Regions from separate parts of the Mus musculus genome. Here region 1 is linked to region 2. The links are chromatin loops, found by intact Hi-C in ENCODE. Cell type or tissue: heart. All regions are shown on one strand. Links, peaks and the distances in the headings refer to the core of each region. The heading gives the core; the rest is flanking DNA.

The links. A loop is a pair of places that touch in the nucleus more often than their neighbours do. Peaks named below come from ENCODE experiments on the same cell type or tissue, not always from the same donor. Only the 100,000 strongest peaks of a DNase experiment are listed, where the experiment ranks them.
Region 1: a loop joins it to region 2, with 2.3 times the contacts of the local background. A loop is called at or near these places in 7 of 42 quality-filtered maps.

The regions. Positions count from the first base shown.
Region 1 is chr9:111,116,683-111,126,197 of GRCm38, reverse strand. Lrrfip2 (leucine rich repeat (in FLII) interacting protein 2) reads right to left here and starts at 8,074. Exons shown (of 15, transcript NM_001374664.1): 1 at 7,809-8,074; 2 at 6,487-6,558. In heart, for the core only: no CTCF peak of the experiment used is centred there; DNase peaks (open chromatin) are centred at 3,587, 6,837, 7,617 and 8,117; H3K4me3 peaks cover 2,154 bases; H3K27ac peaks cover 1,619 bases.
Region 2 is chr9:111,200,284-111,209,798 of GRCm38, reverse strand. Lrrfip2 (leucine rich repeat (in FLII) interacting protein 2) reads right to left here. Exons shown (of 15, transcript NM_001374664.1): 9 at 3,952-4,044. Among named protein-coding and RNA genes, the nearest start is that of Gm51692, 29 kb to the left of the region's middle. In heart, for the core only: no CTCF peak of the experiment used is centred there; a DNase peak (open chromatin) is centred at 4,708; H3K27ac peaks cover 1,040 bases.

The sequences.
Region 1 (9,515 bases), core at 433-8,432, 83 kb after region 2:
TAAATTTTGTGCATCAAAGCCCACTATAAATAGAAAAAAAGGCAATCTAATGAAGAAAACACTTGTAAATAGAGTTGCTATCTATGATATATAAAAACTAAAACTCAGTAACAAAAACAAATTAGGACCAATAAGATGGCTCAGCAGATGAGAAAGTATCTGCCACCAAGCCTGATGACGACCTGAGCTTGATCCCTCAAACCCATGTAAACACGGGAGGAAAGAATCTCCACAAAGCTGTCTCTAACCTCCATATGAATGCTGTGGGCATATGTACACACACCTAGATACAGAACCTCACACTGTGCACGTGTGTGTGCGTGCGTGCGTGCGTGCGTGCGTGCGTGCGTGCGTGTGTGTGTGTGTGTGTGTGTGTGTGTGCGCGCGCGCGCGCCCGCATGTGGTAATATAACCAATGATTTAAAAGACATGAAGCTAGAGCTACAATTAGCAGTGAAGAATACTGGCTGCTCTTCCAGAGAACATAAGTTTGACTGTCAGCACCCACAGGAAGCTAACAGCAATCACCTTTAACTCAGCTGCAAGGGGATCTGATGTCACGTGGCCTCCCTCCAAGAGTACTGCATGGGCATGGCGCACAGACATACATGAGGCAAAACACCCATACACATAAAATAAAATAATTTTAAATTAAGAAATGGGTCAGGTAGGTGGCACACATCTTTAATCTCAGCGCTAGAGAGGCAACGATAAGGCTGGTGTGTTCCACAATGACAGAAGTGGCTAATAAATGCACAAAAAGGTACTCAACATTATCAGTAATTAAGAAAATACAAATCAAAATCACAAGGAGATAGTCTTCACAAACTCAGTAAGATGGCTTTCATGAGCAGCAAAAAAAAAAAAAAAAAAAAAAAAAAATTAAAGAACAGAGAAAATAACAAGGGTTGGTAGGCAGCACTCGCGTGCACGCTTGGGTGAGACTGAAACAGCGAGGCACCATGGAGAACAGCATGGGAGTCTCAAAGATTCAGGCATGAAATCTGCAGGACTCAGCACTTCCCTTCCTGGTTACGTGCACAAAATAACCAACTGGGATTTGGATGCATAGGCATATACCCATGTCCTTGGCATTCCCTTCCTGGTTACGTGCACAAAATAACCAACTGGGATTTGGATGCATAGGCATATACCCATGTCCTTGGCATTCCCTTCCTGGTTACGTGCACAAAATAACCAACTGGGATTTGAATGCATAGGCATATACCCATGTCCTTGGCAGCATTATTCACAATAACCAAAAGGTAGGACACCTTCAACAGAAGTCAAACATACATGCTACAACAGGAGTGTCTTTGATGGCTTTGAGCTACATAAAATAAGCCAAACACAGAGGGCAGATAACCCCACAAATATGTGCTGTACCTAGAGTAGAGTACTTAAATCATGGAGACAAAGTAGCCAAGTGGCTTTCAAGGGCTAAAGGAAGTGAGCATTACAGTCTGATGGGGAGGTTAGGCTGATGAAAACCTCCTGGAGACGGATGCTTGGGCAGCTGCACCACACTCTCAATGCACTGTAATGGCACAGAATTGCACAATTACACACGGTTCAAGGGCTTAGGGTGGACATCAGAGGCAGAGGGTTTATGTAATATGTGCGAGGCCCTGGACCCAATCCCCAGCACGCAAAGAAAGAGGTAGAGGAGACTTACATTACATATGTCTTCCACAATGAAAAGAATGGAAAATGTCAATATGGCAATGCTATTTAAGTTTTACCATAACCAAAAAAATAAAACTAGGTGCATTTGGCAAGACACAGGAATAAAGCATTATCCATAACACGGAGTTGCGGGGGGAGGGGCTTATTTGAAACTGAAATATTTATCTTTAATCCTACAACTACTGAATCACTTAGCTGGATTACTTAATTTTTTTTTAAGTAAAAACGTGTGTTTGCTAAATTTATTCAATTTTTATTAAGCATGGTTAAACTGTTTAACAGGAAAATAAGTATCTTAACATCTTACTGTCTGTAGACAGTAGACTTTAATTCCTAGCTGTTAAAATGTTTCTGTGTGAAAGTGGGGACTACAGAAAGAATAACTAACTGCCTTAAGAAAACAGCCTAAAAACTCAGTGTTTTCAAAGGCAATAAATGCATCCACTACATCACAACTAGCTTAAAACGTGATGCTCCTATGAAGAAGCCTTAAGACATATACAAGGTCCCAAATAAGAACAATGGAAGCATGAGCTTGTGGTCCTGTCACAATGTTGCAGGGGCATGAAGCAGCTCACTTGTCAGGAAATAAAACACACTGACAGGCACTAAAAGGTTTCTCCCAACTCTTGACCATCCTCAGTTCACCCAAAGTTCTCTTGTTTTGTTTTGTTTTATTGTTCTAGGGAGGAAAACCCGAGAATAGGAAGAGATAATAGGAATAAACCAAATAACAGAAGAAAAAAAACCATTGCTCACTTCTTACACTGAATCCTAAAGACATCACCATGAAATGTTAATGACCCCAGAAGTAAACAGCCTGAAGTGATAACCTCGTGTAACACAAAAGACCAGCAACCATGTATAGGCTCACACCTATAAAGTACAGCTACAAGCTGAATCCTTCAGAAACCCTTGACTGTGGAACAACAGCTCAGCAGTGAGCCAGGACATGAACCTTGGTCAGAGGGTGTAACAGTAAGTTGTTCAACAGCTTTCTAGTCAAAGAAGTGAGATCACCTAGAGAACTTTAAACCTAAGTGCTCACTAAACATAGAGAACACCAACGCTTCCATTCACTACACAGCACAAAGAGACAGCTATGTAGTCTGCTAAAAAGCAAGAGTTTAAAGGTACAACTTCAGGGACAGAAGGCTCACTTGCTTGCCCTAAGTTTCACAACCAGAATTTGATCTTTCTGGAGCCAGATGGTAGGAGACCCAAGTCTTTCAACTTGTTCTCTAACTTACATACCCACACCCACATGCATGCAAAATAAAATGAAGAAAATTTAATAAAATATATGATTTCATAACTCTTTCATGGGAGAAACAGAGTAAGAAGATAATCTAGCTGTGTGAATTCCAAACTCTCCTGTAAAACAGTCGTTACTCCAAGATAGCAGTGGAAAGTGTGAAAGACTCTGAGTTAGACAATTTCAACTTGGGATGTGTCCTCCCTGAATCCATAGCATTGTGTGTGTGTGTGTGTGTGTGTGTGTGTGTGTAAGACAATCATTGTAACTGATTCTTGTCAAATGCTCCCAGAATCAGACTATGACACATTAAGCTGGGACAATCCTATGTTCCTTCTCATACACATTATCCTAAAAATTCCTCTTTAGTTCTCTGCAATCAAACTCTTTCCAAAAATAAATAAATAACAGAAAACAAAAACCTGGATGCTAAAGCCGAGAACACCTGGGTGCTAGGATAAGTGTGCTCAGCAGATTCTCAGCCCCTCCCTCAGTATCGTCTTCTGAAGGCTTCCCTCCCTCAGAACTCCCTCTGCAGTTGCCACTTTCCCTAAACCACAGGCCTTCCTGACTTGTAGCAGGGCCAGGCCAGATTACGGTTATGCGGTAGATCCGTCAGGCAAGTTTTGACAGGGCCTCAAAATAGACCCTGGACAGCATCCAGGGAAACTGCCACTCATGAGCTCCAGCTTCACCACACTTGAGCCTCTCTGTCTCATTTCAAAAGGACAAAGGCTCCTGAATGTCCCCCTGGTCATGAGTCACCTACAGAACTTCACATTAAATTCTAAACCTCCCTTATTCTGCTTACTAACTCTTTGCAGAATAAAGTCTAAATCTATATACCTACTTCCTGCTTTGACAAAGGACTCCACCAACAGTGCTCTGGATTGCAAAAGGGTTTCTGGCTCTCGGGTTCTATCATTCACTCTACTTAAAGTAGGATATGGATGATAAAGAAGAAACTCTGGGCCATTTCTTTCTCTTCTGACTAATATCAGTTAACTTTAGCAGGGCAAAAATGAAAGCTATATACAAGTTGTTTCTTATTATTTTTGTTGATGGTGGTGGTTTCGTTTGTTTTTGTTTTTGTTTTTTGTTTGTTTTTGTATGTAACCCTAATAGGCCTAGAAGTGGCTATATGGACCAGGCTGGCCCTGAATTCACAGAGATCTGCCTTTGCCTCCCAAGTGCTGAATTAAAGGTGTGTGCCACCACACCCAGCTATATAAGTTTTTAATTAACAGAAAATTTAAACTCTGAGACAAACCTACAGCTGCGGCCATCTTACCGAATGCCAGTGGTTTATGTCTGTCAGCGCCAGTCTTCAACTACAGCATTGACATTTACCAATGCAATCATTAACACTGCAAAATGTCTTAAATCAACTTATAAAACACAGTTGCAATTTGATTTGAGACACAGCCTCACTACATGCTGTATAGACCACAGTAGCCTCACACTCTGTCCCCTGGCTTAAACCCCCAGGTGTTGACAACAGGCAGTGACATGGAGTCACCTAGTTCACAATGCTTTTTAAAAGGAAGTGATGGGTAAAGAACATAAAATTTTTTAATTCTTCCTCCTCCTGTGCCTGAGAAAACATTACCTTCTACTATAAAATAAAGTCTAATATAAAACAAATTTTTCATGTTCATAATCTAAGTGCCAACTTCACAGTCATACACCAGAGCTGTACTCCACAGATGGAACTATAAATGGTCAAGCACTTGCTTAAAAGTCTTTCTTATAGCGCTGTATACAAAAGACTAATAATGACCTAATGTTTACTAACATGGAATTAGTAAAAGTATGGAAAATGAATAAATCCAGTCTTTTTAAAATGAGACTGGAGTGGATGCTAATACAGAAACATATCTCAGATGCATCACGGGTAAAAGGCACCTGTAAACACATGCAACTGTACATGCTACTGAGAGCAGGAGGAGGGAAATACATGAAAACCATTAACTATGGTGGCCTGGCCCGGGGAGTAGGGTTATGGGACGGTAAGAAGCTTGTGCAGAAAGGAAAGGGCTTTTCCTCGTATGACCATTGCTTTTACGTGTTTTACAAATCTTTAAAAGTGGCACAAACGCCACTGAGCTCTCTGTCTATGGATGTCATTTCTTCCCAAGTGTCTATTTACCTATTTCTTTTCCAACCCCTAGACTAAAAGAAGACCATACCCAGATATCGAGCCTCAGTGACTGTCCAAGAACTGGCATTCTCACAGGATAAGCCCAGCTTTACAATGTATAAGTTTAGCCTAGTGTGTAACTGCTTTAAGTCTAGACTAACTTTCCGCTGACCAGAAAGCTTGAAAGGTTAAAGTGCAATGCCAAGCACTCCGTTTCCAAGACAGTCTTGTCTTCTATTAGCTTTAAAGGGAAAGAATGGGGAAAGGGACAAAGACATTTTACTCATAAGGTAAACTCTGCTCAATTCCTTTCCTGCTGAAGTTTTAAAAGCTGGGCTTTGAATAGGGGTCAGAGTCTAGTGTTTATTTGCAAACATAAGGGCTAAGGAGTATGGCTTCCCAGGTAAGGATCACGTCCACCACTCAGACTCTCCAGAGGGAAAGCAACTGCCTAAGAGAAAAGCTGCCAACGGGATTGTTTAGTCGGCACAGCAGACAGCAGTCCTTGAATAAGGACAGAAGAATTTTACTGCCTTTTAGCTAATCCTCAACAGAGCTCCCACCACGTCAGAAGGACAATCATCCCCACCCCACCATCACGTCACCAAATCTGTCCCTTTTCATACAAGGAGCAGGGTAAGATTCACAGAGATCTTTGCAAGAAATCACTTTTCTGTCCTAAGTTAGCAACAACAACAACAACAACAACGACAAATTGGTTTTGTGTTGCCAAATATGCTTCCTATCTCTTTTCCCTTCATTCTGAAGATGCTTAAATCCTAACCTAAGAAGATTTCCCTGACGTATTTGTGCGTCAAGACTATCTCCAATGAAGGTTTTCACAGGGGATTTTCCAAAAGGGAATCTCTGTTAACAAGAACAGAATCATCATCCTATCAGCTGGACAGAAATAAAAAGCAACATTGGAGAACACTCTGAATTTAAGTATCGATATCCAAAGGGAGAAAGATGCCAAAAAGTTAGTCAAAGAATCAAAGGGACGTCTGTCTTAAGTTAACACCAATACATTTGGTATTATCTTCCAACTAGTCAATAGGACTTCTAAACTGTCAATCAAGGTAAAATAATCAGGACTCTACAAAGAAAAGAAAAGAAAAAAAAACTGGAAAGAAAGCAAGGTTGTCCCTATAAAGAACTCTGGGATCCAAAGTTTTTTTGCATCTCATTTTGAAAGACTAAAATGATCAAATGACATTGCAGCACTAAAAAGTTACTTCAAGTTTGAAATTAGTCAATTCTAAAAATACACCAAAACTTCAACACAATTCCTTCCAGAACAGAAGTTAATATAGTCTCATTCAGCATCTTTAAGGATAGGATGGCAAAGTGCTGCAGCTTCCCACTCAAAAAGCTATTTTATATAGTACACAGTACTATTTCCTACCTCAGTGGTGGTAGCTCTCCTTCCCAATGACATTTACTTGGCTTCTAAATCCCTTCATTTGTCTTCCCACATCTGGTAAAAAAAAAAAGGGGGGGGGGACTTAAAAATCACAGCAGTCCAACAAAGTATTACAAAACAAAACATTATACAAATTTTAACGTTTGATTTCCATGCCATAGTGCATGACAATCACCACCCAGCAACAAACAGAACCAAACATTATACATCACTCGCTATAAAAAAAAAGAGTACAATTATCTAATTAAACGGGCAGAAAAGGTCTGGCTTTCCTCTATTTCAATGGGAAGATCCCGATCTACGAGTCAGAGTGTGACCTCACTTCCGACGTGAATCACACTTTCCGAAGTTCTTACTCGGCATGAGTGTATTAAATACGAGGTCATAGGATCCCTGTAGTTGTTAAACAGAGCATGATGTTGGTTAATCGGGGCTAACTCTGCAAGACATTGAAGCTACGGTAAACTTGGCCAACTAACTCTTACTGCAACACACATTCTTCAGCAATTGCAGCTTTTCACACCTACTGGGGAGAAAAAGTCCAACACTGATTAAGAATGTATCTGTCGATACCCTGACTGCACCTCTTCTCGCTGCGATAACACAACACGAATAGCAGTCACTGTTATCCTTACAGAGTTTTCAGTCAATCAAGCTACTGTAGAAAAACCGTGGCAAAAATGCTGAGTCACTAAATGGGAAAAGCAAAAGGGGCTACAAATACTGAAAGTTTGGGATACCCTTTAGCCACGTTTCTACGTTATATTTGTATGTCTCGAGGTGGGGAACATAATACACAAAGCAAACGCTTGAACTTTTCTCCTCTGGGTTCTCTTATGTCCCTTGCTTCCTGCTGGATATCCACAGCAAAGGGAAACCAGGCCTGACTGGAGCTATGAAACTCCACAATGTGGGTGTAAATAACGCCCGCTGTTAGTCAAGCATTAACCCTGACCGTCCTGCCCTGAGCCTGGTAAGCCCGCGCGCTTCAGTTCAGATCAAGAAGGAAGCAGGAGAGGGGGGAATCTCACTCAAAAAGCTACGCCCTCCACCGGCCTGACACCGTTCCCGGGGCGGCCCCTCCCGGGACAGACTGAGGACAGAGTCTGCGGGAGTGTGGCGCCGGGAGCAACGGGAGCTGGAGCACCCAGCTGTCCCAAGTGATGCCCGGTCCAAGGGGCGTAACCCCTTCTTCCCCCGCGGGGGGCGGGCGAAGCGGGAGCAGGGGACCCGCCGGGCGACCCCAGCCCGGAGCCGCCACTGGGCAGCGCCTGGAGACAGCCGGGTCCGCCGCCTGCCCTTACCTGCGTGTGGCGCGGGATGAGGCTGCGGCGCCGCCCGGAAGGGCCGGAGCGGCCGCCCGGGAGCCGGGAGAGGAGAGCGCCGGCCACACTCTGCACCCCCCCGCACCGTCCACCCCGCGGGCCGCAGGGAGACAAAAAGAAGGGCTCCTCGCGCCGCGGCCGGTCGTGGAGTCACACTGAGCGCGCCCTTCGCCCCGCGGCCGACACAGCGAACGCGACCCGGGACGAGCCGCAGCCCGAGCAGCGGCTGCAGCTGCGGCGGTGGCGGGGCAGAGGGGCGGGGCCACCGGCCGGCGACCCGCTCACCCGGAAGTACTTGTGGCAGGCGGCGGGGTAGCGGACGCGCGCGGCTCGGAGGCTACTGGCTGGACCGCGGAGCGCAGGGCTCGCGGGTGACGGGGAGGGAGACACGCTCGACACGCACTGGCTCAAGCCGGGCCTGGTCCCGAGCGTTGGTATCTGAGCGTTTCGTAACCGTACTTAGCCAGGTGGCCTCAAAGCGGTCTGGTGGGAGGTTTTGGGTGAGTGAGGCACCTGGCGCGCAGTCTGTGGGAAAGGATGTGGAGGGTGGGTGTGGCTGAACGAAATGAAAATACCTGTTTTTAAAGAGATTTCCACCTGAGGCTGTAGCGCAGGTAATAGGGTGCTTACTTAGCATATCTGTAACCTTGGGTGCCATTCCCAGCATAAAATCAGGTATGATGCTATACACCTGTTGTCCCGGGTACCCTGGAACCTGTGGCAGGGCAAAGGAGTTTGAATTATCACAGTGAGACCTGTACACATCACACACACGCGCGCACACACACAAACACACAGACCCAAATCGTAGGCATGTTCTTCAATCCCAAAAGTATCTGGGGAAGGCCCTCACGTTCAAAGTTCCAGGCACCGGAAGCCCTGATCATGCTCTCGGGGAAACTTGCCTTCTAATTGAGTAGATGAACTTGATCAGATAAACAAGGTAATGACAGATTGTCGTGAACTCAGCGGCAAGCAATGATGAGAACATTTTGAGGGTGAGGCCTCTGGCTGGAGAAGATGGTGAGAGAAGACCTCTGGCAGGAAGTGATAGCCGAGCAGGTATCTGGGGGAAAGGGCACAAAATGGTCTTAGGCACGACCTCCCATCTGCAAAAACTGCAGATTTCAGAAGCCCACGAATAAGCCCACGGATGACATGTTTGGATTTTGTCTGATGGCTTCTAAAAGGACTTTCAGAGCTGCCCGTATCCACTGAGATATCAAAGGCTTGATTAACCTTTCATGTTCACGGGGCTGCCACTGTGGGATCAATCAATCCTGGAGGTTCAGCACACAGAGAAAAGTGTGCTGAGAGAAACTGTGTGTCTGTCTGTCTGTCTACAATTGGCTCACAGACAGCAACTTTGGGTGGTATTTCCCTGGAGTCATGCTCCTTGGTTTTTTAAAGACATTATTAAATCTCACATAGACCTGGAATTTACCAGGTCGGCAAAGCTAGCAGCCACTCCAGTGCTGGGGTCACAGGCAAGCGCCACCACACCTAGCTCTCTTTCATTGTAAAAATAGGCGTTAACACTAGTGTTGTGAAGCAGCTTTAGAAGTTCGCTGTTACTTCTCCTTCATATTTTGCCACCTATTTGGCAACTGAAAACAAAAACGACTCCTCTTGTTGAAAGAGTCTATAATAAACGATTCGAAAGAATGTTGTAGACTGACACTCTTT
Region 2 (9,515 bases), core at 978-8,977:
TTTGAGAGAGGTCATATTGTGTAGCCTGGCTGGTGTAGAACTTGCTCTATAGACCAGGCTAGCCTTGAATTCATGAGATCCACCTGCCTGCTTCTTCCTCCAAGTGCTCGGGTCAAAGGCATGTGCTGCTGCAGCCAGTGTTGGCATGTCTTTTTAGTAGGAAAACAAGGTCTGTTTCAGTGAGCTATTTTATGGGGCATGTAGTTTTACTCTAGCCAGTCAGCTTCTGTTCCAAGATAATCAGTTTAAAATACTAAGAAAATCATACAAATGAGAAGCCCTGGGCCTCCTGACCCATGAGATGGCCATCCTGAACAGTGTGTGCATTTTGAACTTTTTCTCTACCAACTGCCTTCTGCGCACCCACCTACATCACCTCACTCTCCCTAGACTCTGCACCCACACATCACCTTACTCTCCCTACTCTGCGCACCCACTCACATCACTTCACTCGCCCTACTATGCGCACCCACACATCACCTTACTCTCCCTACTCTGTGCACCCACTCACATCACCTCACTCGCCCTACTCTGTGCACCCACCCCACATCACCTCACTCTCCCTACTCTGTGCACCCACCCCACATCACCTCACTCTCCCTACTCTGCGCACCCACCCCACATCACCTCACTCTCCCTATACTCTGTGCACCCACACATCACCTTACTCTCTCTACTCTGTGCACCCACACATCACCTCACTCTCCCTACTCTGCGCACCCACCCCACATCACCTCACTCTCCCTACTCTGCGCACCCACCCCACATCACCTCACTCTCCCTACTCTGTGCACCCACCCCACATCACCTCACTCTCCCTACTCTGCGCACCCACTCACATCACCTTACTCTCCCTACTCTGCGCACCCACTCACATCACTTCACTCGCCCTACTCTGCGCACCCACCCCACATCACCTCACTCTCCCTACTCTGCGCACCCACACATCACCTCACTCTCCCTATACTCTGTGCACCCACATATCACCTTACTCTCCCTACTCTGCGCACCCACTCACATCACTTCACTCGCCCTACTCTGCGCACCCACCCACATCACCTCACTCTCCCTACTCTGCGCACCCACCCCACATCACCTCACTCTCCCTACTCTGCGCACCCACCCCACACATCATTTCACTTTCCCAAGGAAAAACATTTATAAATAAAGTAATTCACAATCGCAATGTTCCTTGGGAAGATTTTTTAGGTTTTGATGGAATTTTGGAGACTTGGTAACTTAAGCTCCAAAAAATTATATAAAAGTATCTTCCGTTCTTTAAATGTCTACCCTACAGAACTAGGTATGTGACTAATTTTTGCTGTTCTGCAGCATGCGTGGTGTGTACCCATAGCACTATACAAAACAGCAATGAGGAAGTTTTCCTTACCAGGCCCTATTGGGCCTGCAGGGCTATAATTAGAGGTGGTATCACAGTTTGGCAGCTCTATGACCTTACATTCCTATCCATTTCCATAATTAAACTGAATTGTAATCCCTTCCTATTTTATTCACCAACAATCTATAAGCTAACATTCTCCCTCCACGCCATCTTCTTTTTCAATTCATATTTTATAATGTAAGCATATCTAATGTAAGCATATCTAACAACCCACGAAATTTGCATCAGATGCCTGTGGTTGCTGTGGGGTAAGAATCCTTATTATATGGGGAATGAAGACCACTTCTTTTAAAGGTTTCCATTTGTGAGCTTCGCAAGCATGGAGTCTGGAAAGAGAAGTTCTCTCTAGGCACACTACCATGTTTCCTAAAGAAGTTATTCTCTGTCTTCTGCTTATCCATACTGACTAAACAGGTAGAAGGGTGGCTTTTTGGCCACGTCTGAGTTAAATTCTCTTGGTCTATCCCTCAGGAACGAGCTTCTCCAAAGCCCCACCTCCTCTCATACCCCAAGTGCTTTATCTTTCCAGAGCAGGGTCTCTTGGAGGTCAAACACCTCTTTTGTCATGGTGTCTACTTTCTGCTGGAGGCGCTGATTCTCCTGAAGAAGAGGGATGGAAAATAATAAAAGCAGAAAGAAGAAGGCAAGGGAGTTAGAAGAAGGAAAACAGAAGGAGGTGGGGGAATTCTAACAGGGAGGAGGGGAAGTCTAGGATCCACAGGAAAGGGAAAGGTGACAGCCACTGTCTCCTGGCTGGCCTGCAGCAGTCAGCAAGGGAAGACAGGATGCAGCCAAGCATGCGCTGTGTGTGTACAGGCCCTGAGTTTGATCCCCAGCACCACAAGAACGGAGGGCAGGACAAATGTCAAAAAAGGCATCAGAATAACCGTTCCAAGCACAGCTCGATGGCAGCCATCCGGCCTTCACTCCTACGCACACACTCTCGAATATTCATCCTGTGATGACTGCCCTTCTACCCAAACAGGGAGCCCGCTTATATTACAGAAGGAAACTTGTGTTTGCTTATGAACAAATAATCCTTTACCAGAGAGGAAACTGTATCTTTGAATGTTACGTGGTGAAGCAGAACTAAAGAAGACAGATATAACTCAGCTTGATCATTTTGATTTCTGTTGGCAAAAACTAAAATATCAAGAATATCATAAAACATAAAAAATTAGTTTTTAGAAAGATATGATTTTAACACTTAGCTGTGCTCAATCAAGTCTTCTGGTGAGTAATGATGTCCTCCTAGTTAGCACTAACGTGGCCTAGAATCCCCTGGGGGAGAAGTCTCAGGTGCGTATAATCGTCTTTTATCAGGTCAGTCTGTAGGCACGTCTGTGAGAGACTGTCTTGCAATGACCAGCAACACTGCCCCTACTCCCACACTCTCCACTTGATTATGCAGATCTTAGTTCTTGAGACCTAAAGGCATTACATGTGAAACTCGGGTTTCAATAGATACTGACTTCCAAAAAATAGAAACTGAAAACATACAAAGACTAAGGCTTCCAAATCTGCATCCAGCACCCTGGGCTTATTATCCAAGAAACTGGTGACAAATGACAAAAATCAAGCCTTACTATCTTCACATGGAATTCTTCCTAAAACCAAAACACTTGAGCACAGCAGGGACGGCAGTGGATGAATGCCTACCCACGTGCTGCGGCCTACCCTCCATTGCAAAGGGATGCTGCCTCAGTGTGGCTGAATTCCTCCACAGCGGAGAGCTGAAGCCCTGAAGCCCTGGAGTCTAAAGAAAGATCTATACAACTTCCTCCTTTTCTTCAGCTACCTCAAGTGTATCCACCTGAGTGAAGGTTAGAATTCTCACTCAAGAATCTCGTCCTATAGCAGAGCATGCACTAGGACCCAGAGAATCCATGGTCTATATAATATATCCCTTTCCAACTTCCTAGGATATCTTCAGGAAAAAGTGCTTACGAATAAAAGACATTGGCCAAAACTCCTAGTATTAAAGGAGAGAATTTTATAGAGTTGTTAAACATTCATTTTTTATGCTTGACTTTATATGTTATTTTCAAAAAATTTTTGAGACAGGGTTTCTCTGTATAGTCCTGGCTGTCCTGGAACTCACTCTGTAGACCGGGCTGGCCTCGAACTCAGAAATCCGCCTGCCTCTGCCTCCCGAGTGCTGGGATTAAAGGCGTGTGTCACCACACCCGGCTCTCAAAATATTTTGAGAGAGCCAAGTTGACACAAGTAAACTTCATAACAGCAGTTCTCAACATGTATGTCATGGTCCCTTTAGTGGTCAAACAACCTGTTCACAGGTCACCTAAGACTACCAGAAAACACAGATAATAATATTACAAGTCATAACAGTAGCAAAATTATAGTTATGAAGTAGCATCAGAAATTATTTCATGGTTGGAGGTCACCAGGCCACATAAGGAATGAAAGAGTCACGTTAGGAAAGCTGAGAACACTGCTTTATAGGACTTGAACAGTCTTCCAACAAACACACCACCATCCTAGCCAACTCCTTTTTCAAAACGGAGCATTTCCACAGTTGAAGCACATACCTCGATGAGCTCGTCCCTCTGCCGAAGGCCTTCTTTGAGTTCATCCATCTTATGCTGCAGCACGCTGCACATGTGTTTCTGCCTTTCTAACTCCTGTTATTAAGAAAAGGCAGTTGGTAGAGGTCATGGGATAGACACAAAGCTGAACATGAGTAATTTAACATAGAGGTCAGGAGATCAGGTGTGACTGCTGTCGTTACCGAGGTCATGGGACAGACACAAGCTGAGCATGTGTAATTTAACACAGAGGTCCCATGTGACTTCCAGAATCATACCTACCTAGACGGCCGACCTGCATGAGAAGTGTCAAACATGAATTCTCCATCTTGCGTGAGGAAGGGAGAAAGGCACCAAAACAGAAAGCAGAGTGGAGAGGTTTTAAATGAGTGACTGTGAGGTCGAGGGCTCCAAAATCCAAAACAAGACGGGCAAGTGGAGCAAGAGAATAGTTAAAATTGTTAGAATAGCAAAAGCTACCACAGAGTAAAGATAAGAATAACAATCTACCCAAGAAATCGTCCTTTATGTTCAGAGTCAAAGATTTATTATGCTTTTCCCATCTGGAGAACTCCTAAAATAACAACAGTGACAACAACAAAACCCCACCGAGAAAAAGGAAAACCAGGCTAAAGTCCAGGAAACAAGAAGGGAACAGCTCCCACACCACACATGCTCAAAGGAAGAGAAACAGTCGCTCTGTGAGTCAGCACACACGGTTTGCAGGATGACTTCTGGACAGAAACACTGCAAACACCAGGAATGGGCACAAGGGAGTAACTGCAGCAGAGAAATCAGCCAAGCTTTGTGTGCTGCAAGCAGAGCAGCACTCACTGAGGGCTGCTGTTCTCTAAGGGAGGAGCACAAACGGACGTGTTTCCATCCATCTCAAATGTTGCAGCTCTCTTTTTAATCAAAATTGGCTAGCATATCTTCTTGGCTTATAAAAGGAAAGACCGATCACTAAACGTAAGAAGACTTCCCCAGGGCTAGAGAGGTTGCTCAGCAGGGAAGAGAACTAACTTGTTGCTCTTGCAGAGAACCTGAGTTTTGTTCCCAAGCACCCACATGGTGGCTCACAGCCATCTCTAAGTGTAGTTCCAGAAGATCTAATTCCTTCTTCTGACCCACACAGGCGCCAGGCATACATATGGTGCACAGACATACACAAAACAAAATGAAAGACATTTTTAAAAAAATAGAAATAAAATAAAAAGAATTCCCCTGAAAAAAAAGAGGAAAACCAGGATGAAAAAGATAAAATTTAAATTCATGTCCTTTGTTTGACTTCAGATCTACCTATCTTTACACGGGTCAGAGTTCAACTTAAAGTGTAGCTCCAGGTAAAAAAAAGCCCACATCTAGGCAAATAAATACTTGATGGGGTAAAATGTGGCACAGATGGGGACAGTGTTCATCAGGCCTTGTGAACGAAGGAGCTCCAGGCTGCGTGTTGTGAGTCAGGACATGTACTGATGAAGGCAGAATGGTAGCCTGGACTAGAGAAAGGCCCAAATGTCTCTAGTAACTTAATTTGTTTAGAATTTACTTTTGCAAAATTAAAACATACAGATTTCACATAGAACAGTATAGAAAATGCTTCTGAACTACACCCTTTAAAATGGCTAAAATGGTAACTTTATTGTGGTATGTTTTTGCCATAATAAAAAAATTTGTTTTAAATCTATTTCAAGTAACTTTTAAAAAACAGCATTTTGGCTATGCATAGCCTACTGTCCCAAACTAAAGGCAAAGTCAAGCACTGTGGCTGCTTCCTATAACTACACCAGTGTTACTGTGACCTTGCTTTTCTGAGTGACGTGGAGTACAGCAGTAAAAATTAGGGCAGAGGAGATGGAGACCATCAGGGACTGGATATAATCCCTACAGTCATGCATATGAACATGAACCATCACAACATAGTGCATTTTGTCAGACAAACAAGCAAGAGCCCACATACACATTCTGAGTGAAGGGCCATGAAGTGGCTGACTGAGCATCAAGAGCAGCCCCAGGCCTGCGGGAGAACATGGAGGCTCTCCTTTGACAAAGGATGCTAAAGATAAGGCCAGAGCATGCTCATCTGTCAGAAAGCATGGAACTCGCCAAAGTACCTGGGAATCTGCAGAAAAGGAGCTCACAAGAGCCAGTAGTGGGGAAATCTGAGCATCAAAAGGAACAAAATTTATAAAGACTTCATAAAGGATGATAGGTCACTGTGAATGTATAACTCCTTATTTTGAAACTACACAAGCAAAGGAGTCTTTATCTTGACTTTCTTTTTTGTTTTTGTTTTTGTTTTTGTTTTTCGAGACAGGGTTTCTCTGTGTAGCCCTGGCTGTCCTGGAACTCACTTTGTAGACCAGGCTGGCCTCAAACTCAGAAATCCGCCTGCCTCTGCCTCCCGAGTGCTGGGATTAAAGGCGTGAGCCATCACGCCCAGCTTATCTTGAGACGCCCGGCTTATCTTGACTTTCAAAACTATGCAAATTGTTTCATCTAGGTAATAAAAAATTAAGATCCTAAGTATGGACATGATAAAAGATAGAAAGGCCACAAAGGATAAGGAGGATAAAAAGAAATCTAAAGCTTCGAGAAGAGAGCTCTAAAGTCATTTATCTGTTATGTAACCTTTATCTGAAAGATAGTCTTCCAACAGTAATAAAAACTGAAAAATGAGCAATTTCCAAAAAGAAACCAAAAGTCCATGAAAAGATATTCAAAACCAGTAGCTTTATCAGAGAAATGCAAATCAGAGCTCCATCCTCTAGATGGCCAGCCAGGAAAGGGCAAACACTGGCAAACAGCAGAGAGGATCTGGTTAAGAACAGCCAGCAGCACCTCAGCTGAAATGCCGACACTACTCCCAAAGTCCGCTGCTCTCTCAGGGTCTGTGCAGTTGCCAGGCTACCCAACAATCCCACTCCCAAGCAATCAGACAAAGGGAAGCAATGTCCCAACAAAAACTACAGAGGTGTTCGTGTCAGCATTTCTCACGAAAGGCCAAAGGGAAAAACAACCCAAATATCAATTAATGCTGCTGGATCCCCCAACGCATGTAGCTACCCTAAAGATGGAATGTTAACATGTCACAGAAAGAAATGAAGCACTTATATGAATGCCACAACATGGCTGACTCGGGATTACTACACTAAGTATAAGACGACAATCATAAAATGGTTCCTTTTATGATTCTGTTGATATCAGAGTCTAGAATGAGGAAATACAGAAACACAAAGAAGATCAGTAGTTACTTGGGGCCAGAGGATCAGACACAGGAAGACGATGACTAAAGAAGATTCAGATTCTACTTGAGAGAATGTCAATATCTTTGTGAGTGTGACAGATGCACCTTTATGTGAATATACTAAACTCCACTGAATCATAGCTTTTAGGAAGTTATATATGAATTGAATCATTTTTTTCATGTTTTCGTATGTATGGGTGTTTGCTTGCATGTATGACTGTGCATCAATTTCTTGCCTGGTAACCGTGAAAGCCAGGAGGGGGTATCAGATTCCTTGGAACTGGATCTACGCTCTAAACAGCCAGCTACCTGGGCTCTGTAAAAAGGACCATGCCACTTCTGAAGCAGGCTTGCAAAAAAAGGGCTCCAGTTACATTTAATGACATCTCTATACCTGACATCCTGTTCACAGGAACTAAAGAGGACAGGGACCACCCTGCGCCGCCCCCACCACCACCCCCAAAAGACACTGTGGGAATGAAAAAAAAAAGCATTTAAGAAAGGCAAGCTTATAGGACAGGCAATCAAGTTTCCTCAAATCTAAACTGTACTGGGGAGAGGTGGAAAGGGAACCAATAGCTAAGAGTTTCAACACAGCAACTAATTCCAAGGTGTGGGGCTCACCTGGATTCTGGGAGGGTGTGGCTGGGAGAGGGTTGACTGGGGTGGGGTAGGGATGATACAAGATTGCAGGGCAGTCTCACTGGACAGTCCTGGTTGGCCCAGAATTTACTACCACACTATGCTGGCCTCAGACTCAAAGAACATCCTCTTGACTCTAATTCCTCCATACTGGGATTAAAGATGTGTGCCACCCTACCAGCTTGTTTCTGTTTTGTTTTGAGAAAGGGTCTCAGTGTAATCTTGGCTATAAATCCATCATCCTTTTGCCTCAGCTTCTCAAGTGCTAGGATTATGTGCACAACCATGGCTAGCTTCTGATTGCTTTCTAAGCATAAAAATGAAAAAGCCTATGGCACTTTGAAACTACTAAAATTTTAATATATAGGAATTGATATTAATTTTTCAAGCATGAACTGGTCTTTTGTATGAGCATGTGTGTGCATGCATGTCTGTGGGTGTCAGATATTCAAGTGTAGTGGCTGAGGCTTAAGTCTCACCTTTCATATTAAGGCAGAGTCTCTTGTTGAACCCAGAGCTCAGTGGTTTGTGTTGACTCCCTAGCTTACTCCAGGCATCCAGTCTCTGCCATGCCCTGGTATTTACATGGGCACTGAGGATCCAAAATCTTGTCCTTAAGTTTTTATGACAAGTGCTTTATTTTCTCAACCATCTCTAGTCCCTGAAATGTTTTTGTAATATATTTTTTAAAGGGAGAACATGCAGTCTATCCAGATTAATTATTAAGATTAGATGCCTAGACTTTGTTCTAAATACAGAGTAGAAAAGGCCAGGGCTGGGCTAACTATGGGTTAATGGTAACAAGGGGGAGCTGAGACTCATTAGATTCTCTACAGTCTTCTTCTATGTTTAAAATCCATATGCACTTTAAAGACTTGTTTTTATTTGATGTGTCTCTGTGAATATCTACATACATGCATATGGATCATGTGTATGCCAGAACCTGCAGAGGCCAGAAGCATGGGTCAGATCCTGTGAAACTGGTGTTACAAGCAGTTGTGAGCGACCTGATGTGGGTGCTGGTAACTAAACCTGGGTCCCCTTGAAGAACAGCAAGTGTGCTTAGCCACCAAGCCATCCCTTAATAACATGTTTTTTAAATGTCAGATGAGCTGGTTTCTATTAAAGTATTATAACGCCATGACCATGGGAGTTTATCAAATGCTATACAACTAGCCACCTCCCTTTATTATGTGCAATTCAGATGTGCTTCCAACAACTCATCAACACCAATTTCCTACGGTTTTCTTTTTATTTCTCTATTGGCAATGTAGCAGTAACTAATTTCTAGCAATAATATCCAATTATTCTCTACTTAGAAACTAACATTAAAATGTCCAGGTCCAATAAACTTTTAATACAACCCAGAGTCTCTGCTGCTGCTGTCTGAGGGCAGATATGTCACTTTGACCAGTGGCCTTTATTCTTCAGCTGTGACTTCTCAAGAAAACACCTGTCAATGTCTGACTCACATCTTTAAACTGCTGCTTCTAAGTAACTGGTTATTTGGAAAGTGGAGTCTCTTGAAGTGATAAGAAGCTCACAGAAGAAAAAAAAAAAAAAGGCCTATCTCACTGAAGCTTCCAAGTTGTGTCATTCTGTTCACAATGGAGACAAGGGGCAACTCAATGTCATTTTCACAGTTAAAAGAATAAATATTTAGCCAAGCAGTGGTGGT